2 separate regions of the Homo sapiens genome follow, and region 2 is linked to region 1. Evidence: chromatin loops called from intact Hi-C (ENCODE). Cell type or tissue: breast epithelium. All regions are shown on one strand. Each heading gives the region's core, and the rest is flanking DNA. Links, peaks and the distances in the headings are about the cores only. Region 1 holds the start of LOC105371335 (a long non-coding RNA gene). Region 2 overlaps LOC105371334 (a long non-coding RNA gene).

Region 1 (16,057 bases), core at 4,921-12,920:
TGCGATCCCCCGCAGCCTCCCCGGCCTCGCACGCACGGTGGCCGTGACCTCTCCCCACACCGCCCCGCAGCCCCTACGCTCTACATAGTGCGCATGCACTGTGCGCCTTGCTGCGTTTCCCAAGCTGATGCACCCTCTTCTTTACTCCTCTTTGTCCTTTTCTCACGTTTCCTTCGCCCAGGAACTTTGTTTTCCCCCTTAGAAGACATCTGCCTTTCTGGCCATATCCTCCACCCAGCGCCTCCCTGGAGAGCTGGCAGAGCCCCGCTGCGGCGCCAGGAGGGGGCTTCTGCGCCCTGGGTTGCGCTTCCTCTTGCACGAGGCTTTTTCCTTCCAACTTCTCCAGTGCGCAGTCGGGCGGTGAGGACTCAAGGAACGTGAGCACAATTTGGTTAGGGGGCGAGGAGGAGGTCTACCCTGGCAGGCAGGCCGGCTTTTCTAGCTGCTTCTAGCTCCCTGCAGACAAACCACTGGTCCCACAGGCTTAGGGTTGAATCCTGTAGGTGGATAGTCCTGGGGTCTCACACACAACCCATGCCAGAAGAATGTTTTTATTTTCTTATTTTTGCTCACTTGTATTTTTTGGGGGACGGCGGGGACAGGGTCTTGCTCTGTTGCCCAGGCTGGAATGCAGTGGTGCTATCATAGCTCACTGCAGCCTTGAACTTCTGGGCACATGTGATTTTCTTGCCTCAGCCTCTCAGGTAGCTGAGCCTACAGGTGTGCACCACCACTAGCAAGAACATTATAGAAGAAACACCTGGCCCCCCCCCGCCCCACCTTTCTTTTTTTTTTGTAGAGATGTAGTAGTCTTGCTATGTTTGCCCAGGCTGGTCACTCCTGTATTTTCTAATTTTTAAAAGTGCGCATGTATTTCTTATGTGATAAAAACCATTAAATGCAAAAATATCTTCTTTGGAAGTAGGGATCGTTTGTGCAGCAGACTTGGCGGAAATCTCAAATATCTGTTGAAAGTGCATAAAAGAATGTGCACATCAATTTTATCCCGAATCCTGCCTCTTCTGAAGTTCTAATTCAAATGCAGCCTTCTCATAAAACATTTCCTTATATCCTCAATTACATAGGCCTACAAAGCCTTACCTGATTTGGCCACGCCCAGCCCATCCCATTCCTCACTGACCCCCTCACCTCCTGCTGTTCCTCATTCCTGAGGCTCTGAAACCTTGGCCTCTTCCTCCCTGTTGTTCCTGGCACACTGGAGAAAATCGATTAATATTTGTTGAATGAGTGAATGAATGTGACCTCTTCCTGGTTTGTATCATTCGGACAAAATCTGTTCTGTTCTATAATTAGGTATTTGTCCTATGTCCCCTACTGTTAAGCAACTTGAGGCCTCTTACACCCTGTGATATGACCCCTGCTGTGCCTGGCACAATGCTTGATATGTAGTAATAGCAAATATTAACAATAATAGTAGGAAGAGTTGTTACCTGAGTGATTACTAGGGGCCAAGTACTGTATTAAATATTTATAAGTATTACCTCACTTATATATATAATGACCATGAAGATACCCAGATTATAGGAAGGCATGTGGCCATAAACGTAGCCTTCTATTCTTAGTGCTGCTTTACAGCGGAGGAAGCTGAGGCTTAGAGAAGTTAAGTAGCTCACCCAAGGTCACATTGCTAAGACGCGGCATTACAGGAAAATGCAATCCTAAATTATTTTCAGATCCATAGTTTTCAAAGTGTGGTCCAGGAACCATTGGGGTCCTCGAGACCCTTTCAGGAGGTCTGTAGATGCAAAATCATTTTAATAATCATGCTAGGACATCGTTTGCCGTCTTCATTCTCGTGTGTGTGTGTATGGTGGTTTTCCCAAGGCTATGTGTCATGTGATATCAAATCACCTTGAATGCAGATGCAGAAAGGAGAATCCAGTTGTCTTCCATTAAGGCAGACTTTAAAGAGATTTTCAAAACTGTAAAATAATGCTAATCATTCCCCTTAATTTTTAAAAAATAAAATATATTTATTTTTAATAAAAGCATTTTTGTCAACATGTAATATGTTCATAATTGTCATTTTTGAATAAATAAATATTTAAAAATTTATCAATTTTGATTTCTAATATGGTAAATATCTATAGAGAGGAGCCCATATAAACAAAAACACTATGGGATTCTCAGTATCTTTCCAAGTGTTAAGGGGCCCTGAGACCAAAATGCTTGAGAGTAGATGTATTAGATAGTATTTGTTTCCTCGCAACTCTAAAATTTAAAGGTTTTCAGCTCCTGGGGCAGTTTAGATAATTTGTAACTGGTCTAAATTTTCAGTCTGCAGATCAGCTTGGAAAGAGAGGCAGCCCTGGGGTCTATCTCCATGCCTGGTCCTGACTGGTCTTGGCTACCTGGATTTATTCTGGTCTTAACTGCTCTGTGAACTTCTGGAAACTCCCATTCCTGTCTTGGGCTCACACATAGCTCCCAGGTAGACTCATTATTTCATTCTTTTATCCCCCATTCTCTTTTATGGTTATGTGGCATGTCAGATTTTACCTTGATCCTGGAGTAGACCTTTCTCCCAACTTTCTATACTGTCTTACAGAACAAAGGTTTTTTTTTGTTTTTGTTTTTCCAATATCCAAACACTTCCTGGATTCCGGATGAGCCCTGAATGGCTTATTTCCTGTTGCCATGGCATGTACAGAATTATAACATATCTTACATTCTAAATTATTTCTCATTGATTACCTCTGGGAAAAGGAACTGGGTGGCAGGAGAAAAGAAGTAGGAGGAAATCTTACCTCTTTTGTAATAGCTTTTGTACAGAAATTAAATTTAAAACTTTGCTCCAAGCAAAGCAAAATCAACAAACAAAACAACAAAAAGCAAACCATACACAAATATCTCCTGAAGTGTGATTATGTCTAGAACTTCCTTGTTTGGTGGGAAACTCCTTTCAGAAGAGGATCATTTTACAGGGTGGATTCAGAAGTAGAAAGCATGTCATAGGTCACTGGACTGTGAAGAAGGAGGTGCAGTTTAGAATGGAGACTGTCTTTGGGAACTTCAGGTTTTGGTTTTTTTTTCCGCCTTCAGATATCTGAATCATAGTTTGCTGGAATAAACTAAGAATATGAATTGGCCTCTCTTTATGAACATTATTTTAAAAAATCTTTGCCCAGGCACAGTGGCTCACGCCTGTAATCCTAGCATTTTGGGAGGCCGAGGCAGGCGGATTGTTGGAGCTCAGGAGTTCGAGACCAGCCTGGGCAGCCATCTCTACTAAAATAGAAAAAATTATCTAGATGTGGTGGTGTGCGACTGTAGTCCCAGCTACTCTGGAGGCTGAGGCATGAGGATCGCTTGAACCCGTAAGAGCAAGATTGCAGTGAGCCGAGATCATGCCCCTGCACTCCAGCCTGGGTGACAGAGTGTCTAAAAAAAAAAAAAAGTTGATGTACTATGAACTTAGATATACAATTGCTTCTTGGCCTTTTGACTAACATCAAGTGTAAACTTGTTTTCTCCGTATTTTCCTGTGCTGATGCATTTGGAGAAAGGAGGTAAACGCAGGTTCTATTCCCAACCAGGTCACCTATTTGCTGTGTGATCTTTGGCCAGTCTCGCCCTGGGCCTCCGTGCCCCACACCTGTTGCACAAAGGTGAGACTTGCCTTTGAGGGACAGTTGAGAGGGAAACAGAAGATCCAGGCAGCAAAGTCATTCAGAAAGGTAAAAGTGCTATTCAAAACCTAAGTAGTACTGCTAACCTTCATGCTGAAGACTAAACTCTGATTTTTAAATCTTGGCCAAATTCCTATCTAAGGGTTCTGAGAATCTGCTCTACAAACCATAAATTCTCATCAGATGGGTTTTATTTAACTTCATATATCATGACTTACTTTCCAATCTGACTGTGGCATAACATTATGTGACAAAGAAGAAAGTCAAAATATTTTACCCCAAAACTCGTTTCTTTGCCATGTTTTGAAATGGTCCTGCAAAGCTGTCCTTTGTGGGGGGAAATGTGCATCTAAAGAATCTCTATTAACGTAGTTAGATCTTTTTCTTCCAGATCCTCCCAATCTTTAAGAGATTAAGTAAGAGTCTAGCACCTTTTAAAGGTCTGAATAGGAAACAATTTGTCATCTATTGTCTCTAAGGGCAGCCACTATAAGACTTCAAAAGAACCTTGGTCTCCATAGTCTTTTGTCTTAACCTGAACATTTTCTTTCTATTGATCCCAGGTCTTTAGACAAACTCAACCAATTGTTGATCAGAAAATGTTTAAATTTACCTATACTCTGGAAGCTTCCCACCTCTCAACCCGCTTTGGGTTGTCCTGCCTTTCTGAACCAAACCAATGTATTTCTTAAATGTATTTGATTGATGTCTCATGCCTCCCTAAAATATATAAAACCAAGCCGTGCCCCGATCAGCTTGGGCACATGTTCTCAGGACCTCCTGAGGGCTGTGTCATGGGCCATGGTCACTCATATTTGGCTCAGAATAAATCTCTTCAAATATTTTACAGAGTTTTGACTCTTTGTGTTGACAATGCTTAATTCTCAAAATACCATGAGAAGGAAACAGGAAACTAGATATTGATTCCAATTTCAGATTAGCACAGTAAGACATTAAGGAAAGTTCTCCAAGTTTCAAAGCAAGTCAGTAACAGTTGAGACCACTGTTATCTGCCTTTTTCCAGTCTTTTGAGGAAATATTCTCAAAGCAAGGGGTCAGCAGTCAGTGGTCTTCAAATTGGGAAGAGTAAAGTGGACAGTTCTAGGGGACTCCAGTTTTAGATCCTCAGCTTCATGTGTGGTCTTCTGGGAATGGCCCTGGTTGCTTGCGCAGATGCTCCTTTCCCAAGCGCCTCCTATAATCTGTTCTTCTCTTGCTTTGCAAAAGGAGTGCATACCCTTAATCTGCCCTGAATTGCCCCTGGGAGGCAAAACCTCTGGGGCACCAAACAAAGGGACACTTTCAAATATGGACTTCTGAAAAGGCTCTTTTAATAATCAAAGGGGAAAGGGGGAGAAAACTTGCCTACCGTTTACCTTCCGTTGTCTTGAACATTTTCCTATTGGGAGGAATTGGCCTGCAAATGGATATTCTGAATTGAATATTGTGGAGTAGGAATAGTGGAATAGAAGTTATTTCACCTCTTCTGAGAGAGGTTCCAAGATGGCTGAATAGGAACAGCTCCAGTCTACAGCTCCCAGCATGAGCGATGCAGAAGATAGGTGATTTCTGCTTTTCCAACTGAGGTACCCGGTTCATCTCACTGGGGCTTGTCAGACAGTGGGTGCAGCCCACAGAATGTGAGCTGAAGCAGGGCGGGGCATCACTTCACCCGGGAAGCGCAAGGGGTCGGGAAATTCCCTTTCCTAGCCAAGGGAAGCCATGACAGACGGTACCTGGAAAATCGGGACACTCCCACCCTAATACTGTGCTTTTCCAATGGTATTAGCAAATGGCACACCAGGAGATTATATCCCACACCTGGCTCAGAGGGTCCCACGCCCATGGAGCCTCGCTCATTTCTAGCACAGCAGTCTGAGATTGAACTGCAAGGCGGCAGCAAGGCTCGGGGAGGGGCGTACACCATTGCTGAGGCTTGAGTAGGTAAACAAAGTGGCTGGGAAGCTTGAACTGCGGGGAGCCCACTGCAGCTCAAGGAGGCCTGCATGTCTCTGTAGACTCCACCTCTGAGGGCAGGGCATAGCTGAACAAAAGGCAGCAGAAACTTCTGCAGACTTAAATGTCCATGTCTGACAGCTTTGAAGAGAGTAGTGGTTCTCCCAGAATGGAGTTTGAGATCTGAGAACGGACAGACTGCCTCCTCAAGTGGGTCCCTGACCCCTGAGTAGCCTAACTGGGAGACACCTCCTAGTAGGGGCTGACTGACACCTCATACAGCTGGGTGCCCCTCTGAGATGAAGCTTCCAGAGGAAGGATCAGGCAGCAACATTGGCCTTTCTGCAGTAATTGCTGTTCTGCAGCCTATGCTGGTGATACCCAGGCAAACAGGGTCTGGAGTGGACCCCCAGCAAACTCCAACAGACCTGCAGCTGAGGGTCCTGACTGTAAGAAGGAAAACTAACAAACAGAAAGGACATCCATGCCAAAACCCCATCTGTACATCCCCATCATCAAAGACCAAAGGTAGATAAAACCACAAAGATGGGGAAAAACCAGAGCAGAAAAGCTGAAAATTCTAAAAATCAGAGCGCCTCTTCTCCTCCAAAGGAACACAGCTCCTGGCCAGCAACAGAACAAAGCTGGACGGAGAATGACTTTGACGAGTTGAGAGAAGGCTTCAGTAATAACAAACTTCTCCGAGCTAAAGGAGGATGTTCGAACCCATTGCAAAGAAGCTAAAAACTTTGAAAAAAGATTAGATGAATGGCTAAGTAGAATAAACAGCATAGAGAAGACCTTAAATGACCTGATGGAGCTGAAAACCATGGCATGAGAACTACGTGACACATGCACAAGCTTCAGTAGCCAATTCGATCAAGTGGAAGAAAGGGTATCAGTGATTGAAGATCAAATGAATGAAATGAAGCGAGAAGAGAAGTTTAGAGAAAAAAGAGTAAAAAGAAACAAACAAATCCTCCAAGAAATATGGGACTATGTGAAAACACCAAATCTACTTTTGATTGGTGTACCTGAAAGTGATGGGGAGAATGGAACCAAGTTGGAAAACACTCTTCAGGATATTATCCAGGAGAACTTCCCCAACCTAGCAAGATAGGCCAACATTCAAATTCAGGAAATACAGAGTACACCACAAAGATACTCCTCGAGAAGAGCAACTCCAAGACACGTAATTTTCAGATTCAGCAAAGTTGAAATGAAGGAAAAAATATTAAGGGCAGCCAGATAGAAAGGTCGGGTTACCCACAAAGGGAAGCCCATCAGACTAACAGTGGATCTCTCAGCAGAAACTCTACAAGCCAGAAGAGAGTGGGGGACAGTATTCAACATTCTTAAAGAAAAGCATTTTCAACCCAGAATTTCATATCCAGCCAAACTAAGCTTCATAAGTGAAGGAGAAAAGGAGAAATAAAATCCTTTACAGACAAGCAAATGCTGAGAGATTTTGTCACCACCAGGCCTACCTTACAAGAGCTCCTGAAGGAAGCACTAAACATGGAAAGGAACACCCGGTACCAGCCACTGCAAAAACATGCTAAATTGTAAAGACCATCGATGCTAGGAAGAAACTGCATCAACTAATGAGCAAGATAACCAGCTAACATCATAATGACAGGATCAAATTCACACATAACAATATTAACCTTAGATGTAAATGGGCTAAATGCTCCAATTAAAAGACACAGACTGGCAAATTGGATAGAGTCAAGACCTATCACTATGCTGTATTCAGGAGACCCATCTCACGTGCAGAGACACACATAGGCTCAAAATAAAGGGATGGAGGAAGATCTACCAAGCAAATGGAAAACAAAAAAAGGCAGGGGTTGCAATCCTAGTCTCTGATAAAACAGACTTTAAACCAACAAAGATCAAAGGAGACAAAGAAGGCCATTACATAATGGTAAAGGGATCAATTCAACAAGAAGAGCTAACTATCCTAAATATATATCCACCCAATACAGGAGCACCCAGATTCATAAAGCAAGTCCTTAGAGACCTACAAGAGACTTAGACCCCCACACAATAATAATGGGAGGCTTTAACACCCCACTGTCAATATAAGACAGATCCATGAGCCAGAAAGTTAACAAGGATATCCAGGAATTGAACTCAGCTCTGCACCAAGCAGACCTAATAGACATCTACAGAACTCTCCACCCCAAATCAACAGAATATACATTCTTCTCAGCACCACATCGCACTTATTCCAAAATTGACCACATAGTTGGAAGTAAAGCAGTTCTCAGCAAATGTAAAAGAACAGAAATTATAACAAACTGTCTCTCAGACCACAGTGCAATCAAACTAGAGCTCCAGTCTGGGCAACGAGACTGAAACTCCATCTCAAAAAAAAAAAAAAAATTCGGAGAGAAATTAACTCTGATTATTTTATTGGTTTGAAAATGAGGATCAGAGTGTCCAATTAGGTTATATGGTGGGTATTTTTCATAGGTGAAATGAAATAGATTTCCAAGGCTTTTTAACAAGAATGTATTTAAAACATAGGATGAGATAAAAATATTTTTATTGAAAAAATATTAAATTGGTGATGGTGGTTTGATATAAATATTTTGATTTTCCAGTAGTTTTTGAGTATTATCAACAAGTTAAACAAGGTGTATCTTAAGTGAAAGAATAATAGCAGGCTGATGCACTGTGATCCTAGTGCTTTGGGAGACTGAGGTGGGAAGACTGCTTGAGGCTAGGAGTTCAAGGTGAGCATGGACAACATAGTAAGACCCCATCTCTACAAAAATAAAAATAAGACAATTTAATGGGGCATGGTGGTGCATGCCTGTAGTCCTAGCTACTTGGGAGGCTGAGGCAGGAGAATCACTTGAGCTCAGGAGTTCAAGGCTACAGTGAGCTATGATTGTGCCACTGCACTGCACTCCAGCCTGGGTGATACACAAGACCTTGTCTCAAAAAAAAAAAAAAGAAAGAATAACCAGTATAATTAATTATAATTACCTGCCTCAAAATTAATAATTAATAAGTCTAATTAATAAAGTAAGTCTCAAAATCAATAACTAATTAATATAATAATGATAATTTCTGAAGTTGAGTATACTAGTTTCTAAAAATTAAGAGAGTGGTGACTCTGACAACTAGGGAACAAATTCTTCTGCAGGTTTCCATTTACTGGCTTTCATTAAAATTGAAGAGGAACTCCATTTCATAATGATGGATCCAGGTTGTGTCATTGATAGCTGCTAAAACCATTAGATGGAAAGATAATAACACTGAACCCACTGCACATACCATCTGTGAAGGATTCTTGCCAAAGTATAAAATCTGAATCTGACCAAGTCTTGAGATCTAAAGATCAATTTTCAGGAAATTCAGAGGCCAGAAGAGCATGTTAAACAGTAAGCCAAGGAGATGCAAAGAGACTTAAGAGAAATATCAGCCAAATGCAATTTGTGGGCCTCGTTAGGATCTTGAGTTAAAAAACCAACACTAAAAAAGAAAAGAAAAGAAAGAGAAGAAAAACCAACACTAAAATCTAAACCAAACCAAAACAAAAATATGTGTGAGACAATTAGGGGAAATTTGCACATTAGATGGATATTGAATGACTTGCATTTCTTAGGTGTACTGGTTTATAAGTTATGTTTTCAAAACATCCTTATTTTTAAGAGAGATATATATAGAAGTATTTACAGGTGAAGTAAAAGTGTGTAACCTGGGATTTGCTTCAAAACAGTCCAGCAGTGATGAAGTGGTGTGAGGTGGAGAGGAGATGGGAAAGGTAGAGATGAAACAAGATTGGCCATGGGTTGATGATAACATTGTTGATGCTGGTGATGGGCACATAGGGATTCTTTTTATTCTTCTATATTTGTGTAGACTTGAGCTTGTCAGTATAAAAAATTAAAGAATAAGTAAAAACAAACCTAAAAAACAAATTAATGCATTGAAAGAATACCTAACCTAGCCATGAGCTGATAGATCACTAAAGATAAATTTTTGAGGAGGGGTGTGGTGGCTCAGGCCTGTAATCCCAGTGCTTTGGCAGGTGGAGGTGGGAGAGTCACTTGAGGCTAGGAGTTGGAGACCAGCCTGGGTAAGACCCCTGTTTCTACAAAAAAACCTTTTTAAATTAGCCGGGCGTGGTGGTATGTGCCTGTAGTCCCAGCTACTTGGGAGTCTGAGATGGGAGAATCGCTTGAGCCCAGGAGTTTGAGGTTACAGTGAGCACCAGTGCATTCTAGCCTGGGTGACAGCAGGAGAGACTCTGTCTTAAAAAAAGAGATTTTTTTTTAATGATTAACAACTGTGTGATTTGGGGCATAAAACTCAAAAGGATTGAGTGACTGACACTGATATCTCAAAACTCTCCATTTCTATCTTCTTGTTTGTGTAAACAGTGCTTATATTTCTAGAAACAAAATTTAAAAATAGAGTTTATGCTGAACTCTCATTCTAGTGTAATATTTATCCACAAATGTGTGAATAAACAGAAAAAAGCCCCACCCAATCTATTAAAACATCTGTATTTTTAACAAATTTTTTATTTTTGTGTTTAATAATTATTTATGTTATTTATCAAAACTTGTAATATTTATGTTGTTTTGATCAGTTATATACTAATAGCAATAATAATAACCAATCCAGAATAAGTTTCCACTATTTGAAGACTTTGGTGTCAGTAGAGTTTTTTAAAGTTTCTAATTTAAATTATATACATATTTTATATATGATAAGATAATTGGGAGAAAACTTTCAAACCTAAAAAATTATACAAGTTTGAAAGTTTGTGGAGAAGTGTAATGGAAACATAATTTCAAGGAGGAAAAGGAATGACAAGTTAAAACGACTGTTAAAGAAAAGATTGTTCATATATTTTTTAAAATAGGCGATCAAGTCTGAAATTAATAGTGCATTAAGATTGTACGGCTATATTTAAAAGATTGATGTAACAGTTTTATTTTAAATTACATCCTTTGCAACTATTTACACTTATGTTTGAAAATATTAAATATTAGCTAAAAACATATTAGGGGATCTGGGTTTATTTTCTTTTATGGATTTTTTTAATTGAGTAAAATTCACATAACATAAAATTAACCATTAACTATTTCAAAGTTTACAATTTGTGACATTAGTACATTCACAACTTTGTACAACCACGATCTCTTATTTCTGAGACATTTTCATCACCTCAAAAGGAAACTCTGTACCCATGAAACAGTTACTCTCCATTCTGCCACACCCCCCACCACCCCCCAACTGCTTGTTTGTTTTCTGTCTTTATAGATTTATTTGTTCTGAACATTTTGTATAAGTGAAATCATGCAGCACGTGGCCCTTTCTGTCTGGGTTCTTTCGCTTAGCATAATGTTTTCAAGGTTCATTGCATTGTAGCATGTTTCAGTACTTTGTTCCTTCTTATGGCTGAATAATATTCAATTGTATGAATACACCACATTGTATTTATTCATCAGTTGATGGACATTTGGGCTGTTTCCATCTTTTCACTATTGAGACTGGTGCTGCTGCAACAAACATTCCTCTACAAGGTGTTTGTTTGAATACCTGTTTTCAGTTCTTTTCGGTACACAGTATTCCGCCTTTCTGCTATTTCAGTTATCCTTGGTTATCCATGGCCCAAAAATATTAAACAGAAAATTCCAGAAGTAAACAATTCCTGGGTTTTCAATTGCATGTCATTCTGAGTAGTGTGATGCAACCTCTCCCTGTCCCGCTCTGTCCTGCCTGGTACGTGAGTCACACCTTTGTTCAGCATTTCCACACTGTCGATGCTACCCACCTGTCAGTCACCTGGTAGCTGTTTTAGATATCAGATCAACTGTTATCACATTGCAGAGCTTGTATTCAAGTAACCCTTATTTAATGGCCCCAAAATGCAAGAGTAGTGATACTGGCATATTATTATTATTGTTCTATTTTATCATTGTTGTTAATCTCTTACTGTGCCTAATTTATAAATTAAACCTTATTGTAGGTATGTATGTATAGGAAAAAAACATGGTGTACATAGGATTTGGTACGATGCACGATTTCAGGTATTCACTGTGGGTCTTGGAACCTATCCCCTGAGGATAAGGGGGAACTACTATGTACCTAGCAGTGGAATTGCTGGTAATTTTATGCTTAACGTTTTGAGGAACCACCAAACTTTCCCACAGTGACTGCACTATTTTACGTTTCCACCAGTGATGCACAAGGTTTCCAATTTCCCCACATTCTCCACAACTCTTGTTATTTTCCATTTTAATTATGGCTGATCTAGTGGGTGTGAAATAGTATCTCTTTTTTTTTTTTTCTTTGAGACAGAGTCTCGCTCTGTCACCAGGCTGGAGTGCAGTGGTATGATCTTGACTCACTGCAACCTCCACTCCCTGGTTCAAGCAATTCCCTTGCCTCAGCCTCCTGAGTAGCTGGGATTATAGGTGCTGCCACCACGCCCAGCTATTTTTTTTTTTTTTGTATTTTTAGTAAAGATGGGGTTTCATCATGTTGGCCAGACTGGTCTTGAACTCCTGACTTCAGGGAAGCCACCCGCCTTGGCCTCCCAAAGTGCTGGGATTACAGGAGTGAGTCACCGCGCCCAGCCTCGTTTTGGTTTTGATTTGCATTTCCCTGATGACTAACGACATTGAGCATCTTTTCATGTGTTTGATGGCCATGACTACCTAAACTAATTTTTTAATGAAACTGTTTTAATGGGTATGAAAGCAAAAAAAGGTTGCAGACCATGGCTTGTAAGTGAGAACATGCGGCATTTGGTTTTCTGTCCCTGTGTTAATCTGCTTAGGATAATGGCCTCCAGCTCTATCCATGTTGCTGCAAAAGACATGATCTCATTCCTTTTTATGGCTGTGTAGTATTCCATGGCATAGATGAACCACATTTTCTTTATTCTGTACGATGAAGTTTGAATGCCAAAGTGAGTCCCTTGCACACAGTGAGTGTTTCCCATGCTAGTTTGTTGGTTTGTCATGACAACCAGAAGGGACCTTCTATCCTCGCAGACATTCTTTAGTGGGAGTGCACCAGGAAAGACACGTCTGTGTCAGGCTGGAGGAAAGTGAAGGAACCAGGAAGCGTGTGGGCAAATGGATTTGTGGATGGCCAAAGAGCTGTGAAAGTAAGAAGAGAGAGTCTCCAGACTCTAGGAAAGCGGAGAACACCGTGAGTGGCAATCTCCACAGGTGCATTGTTAGATCATTGGACAGCATCCTACTCCTATATCCGTACGTGCTCCCTAACACGGAATCTGGCGCATAGTAGGTACACCAGGTGGCTGCTGAATCAAGTTGGTCACTGTTGATCTCTGTCCCATAGTAGGTACACCAGATGGCTGCTGAATCAGGTTGGTCACTGTTGATCTCTGTCCCATGATGGCTCTGTCGAGTCCCTCTTGTCTCCTTGATGGAATTAAGAGGTAGACATCTTGGGTGCTGCTCCTGCTCTGCCCTCATCCCTGCCCATCTCAGTCTGACATTCTCCATGGTTCCCCATGACCTCCTACCAGCATGTCCCTTGGATCACTAGTTTTAGTGCTAAATATCCCCGATGCTCTTGATCATTATTTCTAGAAATTCTCTTCTTCCTTGTCATTTCTATTATGTTTGTGCTACCTGTAGGCATGGCTGTGTTTGGGGTCCTAGAATCACACCCAGTCCTCTGTGGTAAAGAAGAAATTGTGAGACTATGGCATTTTTTTTTTTTTTTCGCTGATAGACCCTTACCCCAGATGTTTTGTAGGTTTATCTGGGGTTATTCACTGCCTCTAAGGCTCCTCTGCAGACAGTATAAGCCTGCTTGATAATGTTTTGAGAGCCAGGTGGGAGAATGGAGCTGGGGCAGTGGCAACGCCTTGTGATGTTTGTTCAGCATGCACACTTTTAATCATCTCCTTGTTTTAAATCCACTGTCTCCATCTGGCCCTCTGCTGGTGTTTTCCCCAGAGAATAAAGCTCCTATATTGCAAAGTTTGGGAGGAGAGGTCTTTGGGCTTTGCAGGTGGGAATGAGATCGGTGGGTCCAATTGATCCTTATACGTCTGTCACATGGCTCGCCTCTGCCTTGTGAAGTCTCTGATGCCCGATCCCTGAGCCTTTCCACTGGGTGAATCAGCTTGCTTCCTGGTATCACCGAAACACTGTGAACATCTCTCATCTGCGTTTGTCTCCTTTCTCACTCTCTTGTCCTTGTGAATCTGCAGCCTTTTTGTCCTTTCAGTGTCATGTTATGGGGCTCAGGAAATGCCAATGTTCATTCCACTTACATCTAATATGCAACTATTCTTTAAAATCAAGTCCATGCAATGTAATATTCTGCAGCTGTTAGAGGAATAACATATATCTACATATCTGGGCATGCTAAGTGGGTAATATAGAGTGTTAAGTGAAAAAAGCAAGTTGTAGGTTGGCTTGTAAAATACGACACTATTTGCATTACAAATTTTAAATATTATCTATAAATACGCATGTATACATATAGTGTGTATATATACATATATAGAGAGTAACATATATTATCCTAGCATTATCTGAGATAATATAAATAAATGTCAAAGTACATATGGAGAGCTAGTGGAATATTTTCACGTAGGCAAAATATTTAAATATTTCATGTAGCCTGGACTGGGCCAGGCACGGTGGCTCATGCCTGTAATCCCAGCACTTTAGGAGGCTGAGGTGGGAGGATCACTTAAGGCCAGGAGTTCAAGACTAGTCTGGGAAATATGGTGAAACCCTGGGTCTACAGAAAAATTAAAAAATTAGCCAGGCATGGTGGCATGCACTTGTAGTCCCAGCTACTCGCAAGGCTGAGGCAGGAGGACTGCTTTAGCCCAGCAGGTCAAGGCTGCAGTGAGCGGTGATGGTGCCACCACTCTCCAGCCTGGTCAATAGAGTGAGACACCCTCTCTTTCTATGTATATATGGGACTGATTTAAAAGGCTAGGCATTCTGGTGAATGTAAAATTAACTTTGAGGGCCATGAAGCCTGGGAGCATCGTTCACATTGTGTTCTATGTGACTGGTTCCCCCTAGAGTTTCACAACTGCAGTGGCCCTTCCTGGGAGGTCCCTAGTGGGAGAAGCTGTCATTCTGTGAAACATTAGGGAGTGCTCATTTGCAAAGGAGTTGCTTCTCCCACATGTAATTCCTAGTGACCCGTACCCCAGGACATGTGTGTTTGACAGTGGTTAATGATCCTCTTGAGCTATGCCGGGGAGGCCAACTCACAAGGTGAATAATAACAGCTAGACTTCTATTTACAGAGATACCCATTCTAGCATGTTGTGGGAAACCTAGGCTTTCTCACAAAAGCAACTAGCTCTTCCTCCTTCCAACCACCCTCACCTCCCAAACAAACAACTCCCAAATCAAACAAGAAGAAATGGAAAATTTTCAGTTCAAGCTCAATGGCAAGGGGTTGAGAGGAATTTAGCCATATGATTGAATGTTCTCTAGGAACATGTCTCTAGCAGTGGTTCTCAAGCTTTACTGCCTAGAATAATCACCTGGGGAGGTTTCAAAAATCCCACACCCAGGCTGAATGCATATGGATATTTGTATCTTTGGACAGGGTTTCTCCACCTTGGCTCTATAGACATTTGGGACGAGATAATTCTTTGCTGTAGGAGCTGTCCTGTGCATTGTGGGTTGTTTAACTGCACCCTTGGGCTCTACCCACTAGATGCCAGTAGCACACTTACCTAGTTGTACTGACCAAAAGACATATCCATGTATTTCTAGTAGTGGGGCAAACCACCTAGTTGAGAATCACTGTTTTGCGGGGTGGGTCCTAGGCACTATGTTTTTTTAAAAAACTTCCTAGGTGATCCCAATGTGCAGCCAAGTTTGAGAACCAGTGCTCTGATGGATTTTCCCTTGGAAAGCGTAGCCTGGTGGTAAGTCCCAGAAATTTTGGAGTACATTTTTATAAACTGTGATATAATATTGATTCAGTAAGAATGGATATATTCTGAGCCAGATGAGTGGACCCACTCATCCTGTCTAGTAGACATCTGTTTCTCTCCATCAAGGGGAGTTTGGAAAACAAACAGGCTGTGAACACCTTGATGAGCCAGATGAAGGGTGTCATGAGCCAGATGAGCTTATAGTAGACAGAGAACCTTTACAGCGAACAAGGTATGCAAATAATGAAAGCTCTAAGCAACATTAGAAAACCACAGGGCGTACGTTATTGGTGCTAAGATAATGTCTATCATTGACTGGAGGTCCTCTGTGGATCAAGGTCTTGTGCTAGAGGATCTATTTACATGTCATCACATAAGAAGGCATCTAAGTTAATAATAATAGTAGTAATAATAATAAATAGGGCGGATGTAAAGAACACGCATGTCGATACTTCTGAAACATGCTTTAACCTTAACTGTTGTATATAAGCACTTATGTAATTTGAGTGCTTCTCTGTCTCACTGT
Region 2 (16,057 bases), core at 7,489-15,488, 74 kb before region 1:
GTCTCCCAATTGAGGAATGTTTGCATTCCAATTTAGGGGACACAAAAATCCCTGTCCTCATCACCATTGCAATGTAAACTCAACTGGATTGCTCGCCCCTGGAGCCCATTCTCCATGTTTCATTGCCAGAAAGATCTTAAACTTCACATTCCTCCTTTAAACCTTCAGAGGGCTTCCCCTTGTACTTGAAGTAAAATCTAAGCTATCCAGAAGGCTCCCCCACCACCATCCTACCACATTCCCCCCAATTCTCCAAGCTTGGCCACACCAGCCTTTTGGGTCCTTGAACAAGCAGAAGTACCCATTTCACAGGGAAGCTGAGGACTGTTACAGCAGAGGAATAATCTCCACTCAGTCTTTGATTTCCAAAAAGGATTATTGAAATCCATTTTAGAGGTAATAGTTATAAAAGTCAGAGCTTTTGATTCTCTTCACTTTGGAAAAGGAAAGGAAAAAGGCTTTTGGCAAATCCAATGAAGCAAAGTTCATAGTTTACATGCAATGGATTGAAAAGACAGCTCAGATGAAAAAGCAGAACAACCCTTCCCTAAGCAGAGGATTACAACTGGGACCTGGGAGGGGGCAAAGTGGCTAGGAGCTCTGTCACTCTCATAGTCCTCCTGCCACCATCCTGCAGATGACTTCCCACTTTAGAGACCAAACTTGGAGACTCATTGAACTGCCCTGTGTAGACAACAAGCTGTCCAACAGCCAGTGACATTCACTAAGATCAGGATACAGAAGGTGGGCCCAGAACATGGGATGGAGAGGAGGGAGGAGAAAGGGAAGCTGTCTAAGCTTGGATGGAAGAAGCCCAGGCCCAGCACTCAGTGCGGTGGGGGGTTGGGGATAGATGAAATCCAATTGGCCCCGGATAATTTCCTCCTAAGTTGTGACAGTCTATGTTTGCCCACTTCACCCTTGTTAAACCTGATTAAGAGAGAAATCCTATCTAGCAGTCAATTGGTCCATAACTAATTTCTAGAACAAGACTGAAACCAGTGAGGTGGCTCAAGCCTGTAATCCCAGCACTTTGGGAGGCTGAAGCGAGAGGACTGCTTGAGGTCAGGAGTTTGAGACTAGCCTGGGAAACATAGTGAGATCCCATCTCAACCATAAATAAATAAATAAATAAGCCAGGCATAATGGGACATGCTGTAGTCCCAGCTACTCAGGAGGTTGAGGTGGGAGGATTGCTTCCTAGCAGTTCGAGGCTACAGTGAGCTATGATTGTGCAACTGTACTCCAGCCTGGGCAAATGAGTGAGGCCCTGTCTCTAGCGGGGGGGGGGGGGGGGGGGAAAGAGTGGGATATTAAATAATTAACTAATTAACTAATAGCTTTCAAATTCCTCCTATAGAACCCAACAGGGACTGAAATCATTGTTCCTTGAAACCATCTGTCCATAGGACTCTCAGAGAAGGGCCAAGAAAATGACTGGATTTGAAGGTCCTTCGGTGAGATGGGTGTGTGTGAAATCCCTGTGCTGGGAGGAGTGCAGAGCCCTGGTTCTGTGCAGATGCGAGCAGAAGGACAGCCCTCATCTGCATCTCTTGTTTGATCCCACAAGTCTGAGCCCAACTCCCACAGAGTAGGGTGACCCTGCTGACCCACTCTGTTAGCAGCACATGCCTACTGTGGATTTTATTAATATTTTAATTTCTGAGTGGGGCAGACACACTCTCCCATCCCTTCATATCCAGAGGCATTCATAGGTGACTAGTTGACATCTATACAACCGGGTACACGAGAACAAATTTATCTGTGTTGAACCAGTAGCCCTTGTTCATCCTCTTGGAAGCAAGACAAAGCACTTTCACTCTGACATCCCTGCACGTTCTGCTTTGCTCACCCCAGCCCCCTTGGCTGGTTGTGCCTTGAGCACACCAAGCGCAGTCCCACCCCAAGGCATTTGCCCCTGCCATTCCCTCTGCCTGGGGCATTGTTCACCCAGTCATCCACAGGAATCATTCCCATCTCCCATTAACCATCACTACCTTAGGGGACAATTCTAGTGATTATACACAAAATACTGCCCTTTCTAACCCTACATCTTGCTTTATTTTTCTTTATGGCATTGGTGGCTTCTAACATCTGTTTCTCTATTTATTACTTCTCTCTCCCAACAAGAATGTCAGCTTCATGAAAGTAGGGCTTGGTTTGGTTCTTTCATTGCAGTATCCCCTGCATTCAGAACAGAGCCTGGCTCATAAACACTTACTGAATGAGTGTATTAATGAAACATGATTGCAGGACTCTTGCTATGGAAGAGCTTTAAGTGACAAGTAGGCACAATGTCCCACCTCTCCTGTCCCACCTCTCCAGGTTTGACTTGGTTCAAACCTGAATCCTCTTATTTGACTTGGTTCACTCTTATCCCATCTCATTCTTTTTCACTCTGTCCCTACCAGTCCTCCCACGAAACATATGTACTCATCTTCTCCAATCCTGGAGACCGCATTGTGTCTCATCTTTGTTTTGCCCATGGTGCTGCGGGAACTTGATGTTCCCAGACTTGGGTAATTCAACTGTCATTTGGCCCCATCGATGGTACTGTCCCTTCTGCAGATTCTGGAAGTGAATCTGGATAAAGTTTGCTGAGTTGCATCACCTCTGGCACTTGTTTCCAGGCAGAATAGGGAAGGAGTGGTCTTGAGGCCTCCCTGGGGGATGGCCATGACAAACCCTTTTACCTTTGGAGCATTCTATGATTCTTGGCTGACAGAATTCTTCAGAACTACAGACCATGGGGATCTACTCAGGCCTCTCTACAGCATAGACGCTAAGCTCAGTTCCTGTCTCGTATGGAAAGCAGACCTTGTATTACCCACCAAAGCACAGAATAGGGGATGCTTCAATATACTGTGCTACCCCAAGATAATCTTCCTCATGAAAAGCCCTGTCTTGTGCTCAGAGCTCTCACTGCAGTGGAAATGTAGGCCTGAGTAAAAGGTCAAAGGATGGAACTCCCAAGGCCAGGGATCCCAAATAGGTCAGCAAGAGAGAGAAAGGTTTTGTATATCATGTCATTATTTATTTTTATTTTTTATTTTTATTTTTATTTTATTATTATTATTTTTTAATTGATCATTCCTGGGTGTTTCTTGCAGAGGGGGATTTGGCAGGGTTATAGGACAATAGTGGAGGGAAGGTCAGCAGATAAACAAGTGAACAAAGGTCTCTGGTTTTCCTAGGCAGAGGACCCTGCGGCCTTCCGCAGTGTTTGTGTCCCTGGGTACTTGAGATTAGGGAGTGGTGATGACTCTTAAGGAGCATGCTGCCTTCAAGCATCTGTTTAACAAAGCACATCTTGCACCGCCCTTAATCCATTTAACCCTGAGTGGACACAGCACATGTTTCAGAGAGCACAGGGTTGGGGGTAAGGTCATAGATCAACAGGATCCCAAGGCAGAAGAATTTTTCTTAGTACAGAACAAAATGAAAAGTCTCCCATGTCTACTTCTTTCTACACAGACACAGCAACCATCCGATTTCTCAATCTTTTCCCCACCTTTCCCCCTTTTCTATTCCACAAAACTGCCATTGTCATCATGGCCCGTTCTCAATGAGCTGTTGGGTACACCTCCCAGACGGGGTGGTGGCCGGGCAGAGGGGCTCCTCACTTCCAGTAGGGGCGGCCGGGCAGAGGCGTCCCTCACCTCCCGGACGGGGCGGCTGGCCTGGTGGGGGCTGACCCCCACCTCCCTCCCGGACGGGGTGGCTGCCGGGCGGAGACGCTCCTCACTTTCCCAGACGGGGCGGCTGCCGGGCAGAGGGTCTCCTCACTTCTCAGACGGGGCGGCCGGGCAGAGACGCTCCTCACCTCCCAGATGGGGTCGTGGCCGGGCAGAGGCACTCCTCACATCCCAGACGGGGTGGCGGGGCAGAGGCGCTCCCCACATCTCAGACGATGGGTGGCCGGGAAGAGGCGCTCCTCACTTCCTAGATGGGATGGCGGGCGGGCAGAGACGCTCCTCACTTTCCAGACTGGGCAGCCAGGCAGAGGGGCTCCTCACATCCCAGATGATGGGCGGCCAGGCAGAGACGCTCCTCACTTGCCAGACGGGATGGTGGCCGGGCAGAGGCTGCAATCTCGGCACTTTGGGAGGCCAAGGCAGGCGGCTGGGAGGTGGAGGTTGTAGCGAGCCGAGAGCACGCCACTGCACTCCAGCCTGGGCACCATTGAGCACTGAGTGAACAAGACTCCGTCTGCAATCCCGGCACCTCGGGAGGCTGAGGCTGGCAGATCACTCGCGGTTAGGAGCTGGAGACCAGCCAGGCCAACACAGCGAAACCCCGTCTCCACCAAAAAAATACGAAAACCAGTCAGGCGTGGCGGCACGCGCCTGCCATCGCAGGCACTCGGCAGGCTGAGGCAGGAGAATCAGGCAGGGAGGTTGCAGTGAGCTGAGATGGCAGCAGTACAGTCCAGCTTCGGCTGGGCATCAGAGGGAGACCGTGGAAAGAGAGGGAGAGGGAGACCGTGGGGAGAGGCAGAGGCGGAGGCGGAGGCGGAGGCGGAGGCAGAGGCAGAGGCATGTCATTATTTAAACCATATTTTTGGTTGATTGCTCAGAAATCAGGCTTGATGGGAAAATAATCTCTTTCTTTCCCTTTGTACACATATTATAGCTGCATCTATATATGTTCCTCTTATTTACAGAACTAGTTAGATGTTTACAAGAGGAAATGGGCTCCATTTTGGGTACCAACATTCATGAAAGTTTTCCGGGAAGGACAAGGAATAATATGCAAGGGCTGACCAATTATGGGATCTTGGAGGAAGCTACAAAAAATTGATTTGTTTAGCCTGGAAAAGAAAAAAACAAACGACGCTTTCTTGAGAGTATAAGTAATTCAATATGTAGCAGGATGCTATCTCTCCTCTTGAAAGTGGCTTGTGAAAAGTCCTGAGATTTAAACACTGAGGTTCTGTGTTTAAAATAGGGTGAATAGAGACCCATGTATGCAGGATGACCTAAAGCTGATGGCTTTTCAGGATTATCCCAACCTTTATTACTCATAGGATCCTGTGATCCAGGTGAAAAGTTAGGGTTTTGGTTTCCAGGCATTTTTGGTTGTGGTTTGGGGTTGTGGTCATGGAGTCCCAGAAGGAAACAAATGTTGTGCACAAACTTGGCAATTTGAAAAGAATTTAATAAAGGAAACATATGCAAAGATGTTCTGGCATAAAATAATTTACTTTTGATGTCTTGTACTTCAGAATATTGACTGGGAATATTTGAGTGAATCTCACCTGGGATTTCTCATGCAGTTGCAGCCATCTTGGTCTGGTGTCATCTGAAGGCTCAGATGGGCTGGACATCCAAGGTAGCTTCCTCACTTACCTGTCTAGTACCTAAGTGCTTCTCTCTGCGTCCTCTCTCACCAGCAGAGTAAACTGGATTTCTTACATGGATGCTCAGGGTGCCAAGAGCAGGAAGCAGAAGTCGGCACAGTAACAAGCCTATCTCTGGAACTGTCACAGCGCCACTTCCCCCAACTTCCATTGATCAAAGAAGCCACAGGGCATGGCCAGAGGCAAGAGGGTAGAGAAATAAACTCTACGTCTCACTGGGGACCTGGCAAGGTTACATTGCTGAAGAGCATGTGGGATAGGGGTATTGCTGCAGTTATTTTTGGAGACTAAAGTCTACCATAAAAGGTGTGAAGAGGGATTACAGCAAACAACAGGGGAGCTGGCCCCAATGAAGCCTCAAGGGACAAGGGGAGGAAGTGATTCAAAGGACCCAGAAAGAATGGCTGTATGAAAACAGCCTCCTGATACTAGCAGTGGCCTCTGGAAGATGCAACCCAACAAGAAGGGAGCCGAGGATGAATTGCTCAACTTTGCACATCTCCCTTTCAAATCTCCTGCCAGTGACCCCCAATGGTCAAGAGACCCCTTTGACTGGGTTCCTGCAGGGCAGCTCCATGGAGCAATGAGAAGGATGGAGAAGGGCAAAGAGTAGATCTAAGGAGGCAAACAGAAGACATCCAACATATCAGTGGATAACAAAAACATCGAGGATATGTTATCCATGGGCAAGAATAAGGTTTAGGACCAAAATTACTCCTTTTGGGACTGGAAGGAAAACTGCCTACTTTTGAGCAGCTCGTAGGATTTCTAAATGCCCTGGTGTGTTGAGAGACAGTTCAAGCCTTGTTTTTTGGGGAAAAGTAGCTGCTACAGCTACTGATCACTTTACCCATAAGCACAGTCCAGCCAGCTCCCTCTGCGTCTCTCTAGCCTCATTGTCCATGACTCCCCTGTTACTCACCCTGCACCACCACTTTCTCTCAGGCCTCTAGCCCATCAAGGCTTCAGCATGCTATTTTCACAGTTTGGAATCTCTGTCCCCCCTTCTGCCCAAAACCTCATCTTTCCAACTCAAATTAAATGCCACTTCTCCAGTGAAGACTCCTTTAACCCGTATCCTCACTCCAAGCTATTCTCCATGCACTTTTCCTTTATGGAACTTACTCTAATAGCAATTGAAATATTAATTTCTATAATAATTTGCTTCACGTCTATCTGTGACACTAAACTCTAAGCTCCATGACAGTGGAGTCTGTATCTATCTTCTTGACCCCTACATCTGTAGGACATAGAACGTTTAACCTGTAGTAGATACTCAGTAAATATGTGTGAATCCATTACTGTATGCATCTGATAGAAAAACCAGCAATGGTTTCTGTAAAGGTCATCTTTTTTATTGAGATGGAGTCTTGCTCTGTCGCCCAGGCTGGAGTGCAGTGGCGTGATTTCAGCTCACTGCAAGCTCCAACTCCCAGGTTCAGGCCATTCTCTTGCCTTAGCCTCCCGAGTAGCTGGGACAACAGGCACCCACCACCATGCCCAGCTAATTTTTTTGTATTTTTAGTAGAGATGGGGTTTCACCATGTTAGCTAGGATGGTCTCTATCTCCTGACCTCGTGATCCACCCGCCTCGGCCTCCCAAAGTGCTGGGATTACAGGTGTGAGCCACCGCGCCTGGCTGTAGGTGATCTTTTGGTGTTCCTGTGTTTGTTTTTAGCTATAGCCACTGTTTGGCTATATTTTGTTTGTGGGCTAGACATGGGATTAACAAGGAAAACAAGGTGTGACACCAGGAACTGAGTCAATTAGTAAACACTGAGCAGCTACCAAAACATAGTCAACTAGGACATGAACCAAATTTCCATTAGCTGGTGAATAGATATGCAAAATGTGGCATAGTCCATGTGAATAATGGAATATTATTCATCCACAAAAAGGAATGAAGTGCTGGTACATGCTATAACATGGCTGAACCTTGACGACATTATGCTAAGTGAAAGAAGTCAGATACAAAAGACCACATATTATGTGATTCCACTTTTATGAAGTGTCTGGTATAGACAGATCCATAGAGGTGAAAGGTAGATTAGTGATTGCCAAGGGCTGGAACAGAGAGAAATGGGAGTAACTGCTAATGGGATAGGGCATAAGGTTTCCTTCTGGGATGATAACAAGGTTCTGAAATTGGATAGTGGTGATGGTTGTATCATTTGTGAATATAATAAAAGCCACTGAATTGTACTCTTGAAAAGGATGCATTTTATGGTATGTGAATTATATTTCAATTAAGAAAAACACAATCAACAATGTGTTACTATAAAAATAATAGGACATTGTGGTCCAGAGGTCGGCTGATAGATTGGACCATGGTTTGGACTCTAGATTATTCTGAATGTCAGAATGGCAAGAATGCAGAATGATTTCCCAGGAACCTAGGTGTATTTGCTTGGTGGCTTCCTCTGTGAGTACAAATGACAGCCTTTCTTGATGAATGCTAAGAACTAGAGTGGGGTTCAGGTTTTAACCATTCACAAGTGAAGGAACACTAAGTTCCAACGAAATGAAAATGACTGAGTTAATGGCCATGGTTTAAACGGTTATGCAAAGCTCAAAACAAACAGGATGATGTTATTTGCTAAGCTTCATGAGGAAGTGGCCCGCAAGCATTTCAATCAGCAAACAGATGAAGATTCTATTTCTTTTTTAACCTTTAGAGCTCTGATGTGGAATGAGTGGCTGTAACTCTGAAAGCTCAACTGGTCTTTCCAGAACCCATGAGAAAAATATCAGACAAACCCAAATTCAAGAATATTCTACACCAAAGCTGCCAAGGTCATGAAAAACAAAGTCTAAGAAACTGTCACAGACCAGAGGGGACTAAGGAGACATGACCACCAAATATAATGTGATATCCCAGATGGGATCTTGGAACAGAGAAAGGTTGTTAGTAGGAGAAACTAGTGAGATCTGAATAAAGTGTGGAGTTTAGTTAATATTAACGGGCCAATGTTTGTTTCTTAGTTGTGACTAAGAATTTACCATGGTAAATATAATATGTTTGAAAAGGGAGAAACTGGGTGAGAGGTATGTGGGAACTCTACTATCTGCAGCTTTTCTGAAAATCTCTTTTTTTTTTCATTTGAGATAGAGTTTCACTCCATTGCCCAGGCTGAAGTGCAGTGGCATGATCTCAACTCACTGCAACCTCTGCCTCCCAGGTTCAAGTGGTTCTCCTGCCTCAACCTCCAGTGTAGCTGGGATTACATGCATGTGCTACCATGCTCAGCTAATTTTTGCATTCTTAGTAGAGACAGGGTTGTTGCTCAGGCTGGTCTCGAACTCCTGACCTCAGGTGATCCGCCCATCTTGGCTTCCCAAAGTGCTGGGATTACAGGTGTGAGCCACCACCCTGGCTGTGAAAATCTTTAAATAAATAAATAGTTTCATTAAAAAAAAGAAAGCTCAACCAGGCTTACCTCTCCATTCTGACAGCCTTCTCCCTGTCTAGCTTATGGGGTGAGAGAGAGAGAGAGAGAGAGAGAGAGAGAGAGAGAGAGAGAGAGATAGAGAGAGAAAGAGAGAGAGAGAGAAAGAGAGAATGACATAAGATAATTGAGATAATGAGTGGGAGATCAAACCACAAAGCCCTCTATAAATGTAAGGCATTATACATTATCAAAGTCCAACCTGGTCTCTTAATCCCTCCTAAATTCTTCACCCCACCATCTACAAATACAATAAATATGAAGAGACTTTGGTTTCCCTTCAATTACCACTTCTTCCACCATTTTTCCCCCTCTGTATCATGTACTGTAATTTATTGCCAACTGGCTAATGAGTATTGAACACGGCTTCTATAAAGTGCTGGGCCAGATACAAAGGAGGATGTTGAAAGTATTAGGAATGTCCCCGCTGTGCACTTCCTCACGTAACATACAGTCGGCTAGGAGAAGTAGAACATGTACATTCTCTGTACCCAACAAGGATGAGTGATAACTAATGATGATTCAGGGTGCAAAGATACAAAATAATTAATAAAGATGAGCAATAAAAGTTCAGAGAGTAGTCCATACTTAATCCACATAGTTAATTCACTATTTTCTTAAGGCTTTCCCAGTTGGCTCTGTCTTCATGTTTTCTCTTTTTATATTCCTTAGAGAAGAAAAGACTGTGCTTCTCAACTTACTTTGTCCGCTGAAGAGAGGCAGACTTGTGTAGTGAGCTCTGGAGCCAGATTATGAAGCTTGAACTCCAACTCGCCACCAATTACCAGTGTGACTTAGCTTTCGTTTGTAAAGTGGGAATGAAACAGCCTCTACTTCTAGGACTGATGTGAAGATTACATGACTCGATTCAGGTTCAAGATGCCAGACAGTGCTTGGTGTGGGATAGATGCCCAATCTGCATAGGTGGAGAAAAGAAAGGGTGTGGGAAACAGGTCTGTAAAAATGAGGGCCCTGGGGTTTTAGGCGACTATTGATAAGCAAGTTTACAAAAATTTTTATAGTCTTAGGAAAATGTTCACAATATATTGTAAAATGAAAACCACGGAATACAAAACTCTGTATATCTAGAAAAAAGTAGAAATTTCAAGATGTTAATTGTGGGCAAAATGGTTCACAGTGGTTATCTCTAGGTGATGGCGCTATTTCACAAATACTTTTCTATCAGAAAGTGGAAAGGTAGTTGTGAAGGGCTAAGGGGAAATTGAAGGGGGAATTCGTGCTTAATGGGTGTAGAGCTTCAGTTTTACAAGATGAAACAGTTCTGGAGATCTGTTGTACAACAACGTGAATAAACTAAACTGTACATTTAAAAATGTTTAAGTTGGCTGGGCATGCTGGCTTATGCCTGTAATCCCAGTACTTTGGGAGGCTGACGTGGGAGGATCACTTGAGGCCAGGAGCTCAAGACCAGCCTGGACAACATAGCGAGATCCCGTCTCTACGATAAAATAAAAAATTGGCAGGGCGTGGTGGTGTGTATCTGTAGTTCTAGCTGCTCTGAAGGCTGGGGTATGAGGATCACTTGAGCCCAGGAGTTTGAGGCTGCAGTGAGCTATGATCACACCACTGCACTCCAGCCTGGGCAACAGAGCCAGGCCCTGCCTCTTAAAAAAAGTTAAGATGGTAAATTTAATGTTAAGTATTTTTTTTTACCACAATTAAAAAATTTTAAATACAAAATGGCAAACAACAATTTTATACTTAAGAAAAAAAAAGGCCAGGTGTGGTGGCTCACACCAGTAATCCTAGCACTTTGAGAGGCTGAGGCGGGTGGATCACCTGAGGACAGGAGTTCGAGACCAACCTGGCCAACATGGTGAACCCCTGTCTCTACTAAAAATACAAAAAATTAGCCGAGAGTGGTGGTGGACACCTGTAATCCCAGCTACTTGGGAGGCTGAGGCAAGAGAAACGCTTGAACATGGGAGGCGGAGGTTGCAGTGAGCTGAGATAGTGCCATTGCACTTCAGTCTGGGCAACAAGAACGAAACTTTGTCTTAAAACAAACGAACAAACAAAAAACGAGTGTTTCTACACTTTACTGGGTCCTGACTTCCCTGTAAAGTTTATCTGGCATCAGGAAAGCTTCCTAAGTAGACTTGGGTCCTCTCACGTTCTCTCTGTCTGCATTTTTTTTTTTTTTTTGAGACGGAGTCTCGCTCTGTCGGAGCACTTTCGGCTCACTGCAAGCTCCGCCTCCTGGGTTCACACCATTCTCCTGCCTCGGCCTCCAGGTGGGACTACAGGCGCCCGCCACCATGCCAGGCTAATTTTTTTTTTTTTTTTTGTATTTTTAGTAGAGACGGGGTTTCACCGTGTTAGCCAGGATGGTCTCGATCTCCTGACCTTGTGATCCACCCGCCTCGGCCTCCCAACGTGCTGGGATTACAGGCGTGAGCCACCGCGCCTGGCCCTCTCTGTCTGCTTTCTACCGAGGGAAAACATTAGCTACAGAAGAGCGCATGACCAAAACTTGTTTGCCTTGTCTGTTTTTCCTTCTGATTTAGGTTTCGTTGTCAACTGCCAAAGCCGAGGCGAGGGTGTGTCCATGGTGATGACCTTCTGGTACAGCAGCTCTTGTCCCCATCACACACCCCTTGGCCTGCAGATTCTGCGTCAGCGGCACTATTTGCAGGACAACCCGCCAAAATTTTGTGCTGCTTGCTGTTTTTTGATCTGTAAACCTGAGTCTCAGCCAGTCAGGTTGACACAGAGGAGACTGGGCCAGTGATCTCAAAGCAGCTGTCTTGTTGCTTTGCAGTGGCTTCCTAGGCCAAAGTCCTACCTACGAGAAAGATGAGTCCCCTTGTAGACAGACGGGTGAGGGACATGAACAGACAATTCACAAAATGGGAAGAGCAAAGAAACATGAAACATGACCACCCTCGCTAAAATAGAGGGGACAGAGTTAACAGAAATAACAGCAGCACTTGGATACCATTTTTCCTCCATCAATCAGTTTGGCAAAGATTTTTTTAAGAAAATAATTCCCAGGGTTTGCAGACAATTACTGATAGAAAGGTAAATGGCCTTTTTTAAAGCAATGTGGCTGTGTGTATAAAAAACTGTAAGAATGTTCATTCTGGAATAGCATATGCCAGAAAGAGAGTCAAGAAGATACAGGAATTTAGTACAAAGTGACATTTTAAGTAAGGAAGAAGACAGATTTCCTTTTCTGGCTGTATTGAGGACAGGATAACCTAGAAAATCTTCCATTACAAAAATATTTAGACATACTTGATAAAATATAACAAAATGCCTGAGCTCCCAAGATAAAAAGGGAAGACCCCAGGGGTCACAACCTATAAGGGAATAATCTAAGTCTCCTGGTTTAATGTCCAGTTGGAGACAGGACACCAATCTTACAGGCTGTGTAAATGTGGGAGGGGGAGTTGGATCCGTGTCTCCTTGAAAATCTGAACCTTGAGGCCAGGTGCAGTGGCTCACGCCTGTAATCCCAGCACTTTGGGAGGCCGAGGCGGGAGGATCACTTGATGTCAGGAGTTCAAGACCAGCCTGGCCAATATGGTGAAACCCCGTCTCTACTAAAAATACAAAAATTAGCCGGATGTGGTAGTGTGTGCCTGTAGTCCCAGCTACTCGGGAGGCTGAGGCAGGAGAATGGCATGAACCCGGGAGGCGGAGGTTGCCGTGAACTGAGATAGCGTCGTTGCACTCCAGCTTGGGTGAGGAGGGTGAGACTCCGTCTCAAAAAAAAGAAAAGAAAATCTGAACCTTGAGTGACAGAAATCAGTCATAGTAGCCTTCTCACATTGAGAAAAATCTGATTCTTACTTGATCTCTTTTAAAGACCAGTGGTCTCAACCTCTGACAAAGATTCTCTGATTGACCAGACTTTTGTCAGGCTTCTGGATCTTCTTCTAAGCCCATCTGCACTTCCTTGCAAGATCCAGTTTTAGCAAAGAACCCTGAGTCATTTTGGCAAGATTTCCCACCCTGCATATCTGACCAGGTTCCTCATTCTTTGCCGTCCCCCAGGGAATGTTTGGTCACCATGGCCTGTCTTCAGCAGGATGACACTGACACTGGCCTTCTAGGTCAGTTTAGCAGAATCCCCCTTACTCCTGATGATTCCTCTTACTTTTTCCATCCTTGGCTATAAATCCACACTTGCCATCACCATATTTGGAGTTGAATCCAATTTCTCTTCCCCACTGGAAAATCCATTGCAGTGGGCCGTCTAGCTATTGGAATGGTCCTGAATAAAGTCTGCCTTACCATGCTTTAACAAGTGTTATTGAATAATTTTTTTTAACACCTCTGAGTCTCTGTCCACCTGGAGAACCACTACAGTAACACTCAGTGAGGTACCTGTGTCATCTCTCAAGCACAGTATATTGTCATGACAGGTAGTCTGAACTCCAAGAGGTTGTTCAAATTAAACATATTTGCATTGCTTTCGTCTTTGTATAGTCCGTAATTGAAACTATCCCTCAAATAACAGGATATGCATAAAAGTTCTCTATCAATCATGAATGTACAAGGACATTCGATATGCTTTATTTTTTATTTTATTTATTTATTTATTGAGACAGAGTCTGGCTCTGTCGCCCAGGCTGGAGTGCAGTGGCGCGACCTCAGTTCACTGCAAGCTCCACCTCCCGGATTCATGCCATTCTCCTCCCTCAGCCTCCCGAGTAGCTGGGACTACAGGCACCCGCCACCAGGCTGGGCTAACTTTTGTATTTTTAGCGGAGATGGGGTTTCACGGTGTTAGCCAGGATGGTCTCCATCTCCTGACCTCGTGATCCGCCTGCCTCAGCAACCCCAAAGTGCTGGGATTATAGGCGTGAGCCACCACACCAGGCTATTTATTTTTATTTTTTATTTTTTGAGACGGAGTCTCACTCTGTCGCCCAGACTGGAGTGCAGTGGCACGATCTCGGCTCACCACAACCTCCACCTCCTGGGTTCAAGCGATTCTCCTGCCTCAGCCTCCTGAGTTGCTGGGATTACAGGTGTGCACCACTGTGCCTGGCTAATTGTTGTATTTTTAGTAGAGATGGGGTTTTGCCATGTTGGCCAGGTTGGTCTTGAACTCCTGATCTCAGATGATCTGCCTGCCTTGGCCTCCAAAGTGCTGGGGTTACAGGCATGAGCTGCCACGCCCAGCCCACACATTATTAAGATTTTAAAAAAAGCAAGCTACAGAACAGCCCTGTCCAATAGACAGAATGCAAGCCACATAGTGACTTCAAATTTCCTAATAGAAATATTTTAAGATATAAAAACAAATAGGTGAAATTAATTTTAAGAATGTATTTTATTTTACTCAGCACACCATGTATTTTATTATCATATATTTTATTATATATTTTATTATATATATACGGTGTACTGAGTAAAATAAAATACATTTTATATATATATATACATATATATATATATATATATATTTTTTTTTTTTTTTTTTTCTGAGGCAAGGTCTCATTCTGTCACCCAGGCTGGAGTGCAATGGCATGATCACAGCTCTCTGCAGCCTTGACCTCCTGGGTTCAGGTGATCTTCCTACCTCAGCCTCCCAAGTAGCTGGGACTATAGGCTCATGCCACCATGCCTGGCTAGTTTTTGTATCTTTTTGTATAGACGGGGTTTCACTATGTTGCCCAAGCTGGTCTTGAATTCCTTAGCTCAAGTGATCCATCCACCTTGGCCTCCCGAAAGGCTGGGATTACCAAAGGTGTGAGCCACCATGCCCAGCCCCAAAATATTCTTTAAACATGTAATCATACAAAATTATATGAGATATTAACATTCTTTTTTTATACTAAGTCTTCAAAACCTGATGTGTATTTTACAACACATCTTAATTCAGACCAGTCACATTTCAAGTATTCAACGGCCACTTATGACTAGTAGCTACAATATTAGACAGTGCAACTATAGACCACGTTTACTCTCCATTTTTTTAGCAACTCCCAAACCAGCTTTATACGTATTGTAATAAACATAGAAAACATTTGGAAGGGTACACAAGAAATGACTAAAAATGATTTTTTTATATAAAATGAGAATGCAGGGAGGGAAGGTGATCAGGGTTTAATTCACGTACATCTCTATTTGAATTTATTATATAAGGATATATCATATTTACTAAAAATGTAAAAGAGAAATGCTTATTCTTTGCAACACAGTCCTTGTATAGAAATCTGTCTTAAGGAAATAATCAAATATGTAAACTAACATTTATGACAAGGATGCCCTTGGCCCAAGACGTGAATAATTTTTTCTAGTGTATCCATGCTATAGACGTTACCTGCCATTACTGTATAAGAAAAAACATAGTGTACCTAGGGCTCAGTACTACCCATGGTTTCAGACATCCATAATTTCAGGCATCCACTGGAGGTCTTGGAGTGTGCTCCCTGTGGATAAGGGGGGACTACTGTATTCAACCCCACTGGAGGCTTGACTCCCTGAAAAGTGAATGGAGAAGAACAAACTGATGTGAAAAATCTTTGTCTTCCAACAAATAAACAGACAGGATCTGAGCCCTGGGGAGATCACTGAGGCTTCTCTTAACCCTTCAGTGGGTGGTATTTTCCATCTGCTCACAGGAATGTTGAGATTTTGGCTGTGGACCTTGTGTTTTGCTTAGCAAAGTTGTTTTGTGTGGATCGCACCTGACATTTTAAATTCTTCCAACAACCATAGGAGGTAAATGAAGAATTCATGCACAGTGCAAGGATAAAACTGCACAGGTTTCAGCTGCCTTGGACACCCTGTGCTTTTCAGCTATTTGTTGAATGGAACTTAAGTGCCCAATTTGTTCTGATTGGAGCAAAACTTTGTGGACTGACAAGGATGGGCGTCCAAGATGTAGGAAGTTAAAAAAAAAATGTTGCCAAACAAGGTGTAGAGCACGATCCTATCTGTGTTTTGAAATCTATGAAATTATGTATCTATGCACCTATATGTAATGTATCTATCTCTGAATGGAGGGAAAGAGCCTGACCATTACCACCCTCTACCCCTGGGAGTGAGAATGAAGTGTACAGGGAGCAGGTGCAAGGAAGAATGCTCACTTCTTACTTTATATATTTCTGTACTGTTAAAATTTTAACAGGCTGTTTTGTAAAAAAAATTTAATAAAAGCTATCAACTGTAACCAGAAGTACTTTCTGACAGTAGATGTTCTCAAACCATCTCACCAAGTGCCCAGAAAGAGTTAACACAGGAGAATTCCAGATGTTTGAAGTGAGGACAAATT

Evidence for each region. A loop is a pair of places that touch in the nucleus more often than their neighbours do. Peaks named below come from ENCODE experiments on the same cell type or tissue, not always from the same donor. Only the 100,000 strongest peaks of a DNase experiment are listed, where the experiment ranks them.
Region 2: a loop joins it to region 1, with 22 times the contacts of the local background. A loop is called at or near these places in 2 of 110 quality-filtered maps.

Annotation. Positions count from the first base shown.
Region 1 is chr16:71,500,399-71,516,455 of GRCh38, reverse strand. It overlaps LOC105371335 (a long non-coding RNA gene), which reads right to left and starts at 2,645. Exons shown (of 2, transcript NR_135172.1): 1 at 2,521-2,645. In breast epithelium, for the core only: no CTCF peak of the experiment used is centred there; no DNase peak of the experiment used is centred there.
Region 2 is chr16:71,577,271-71,593,327 of GRCh38, reverse strand. It overlaps LOC105371334 (a long non-coding RNA gene), which reads left to right. Exons shown (of 3, transcript XR_933717.2): 3 at 9,478-9,559. Among named protein-coding and RNA genes, the nearest start is that of TAT, 8.2 kb to the right of the region's middle. In breast epithelium, for the core only: no CTCF peak of the experiment used is centred there; a DNase peak (open chromatin) is centred at 11,367; H3K27ac peaks cover 2,760 bases; H3K27me3 peaks cover 182 bases.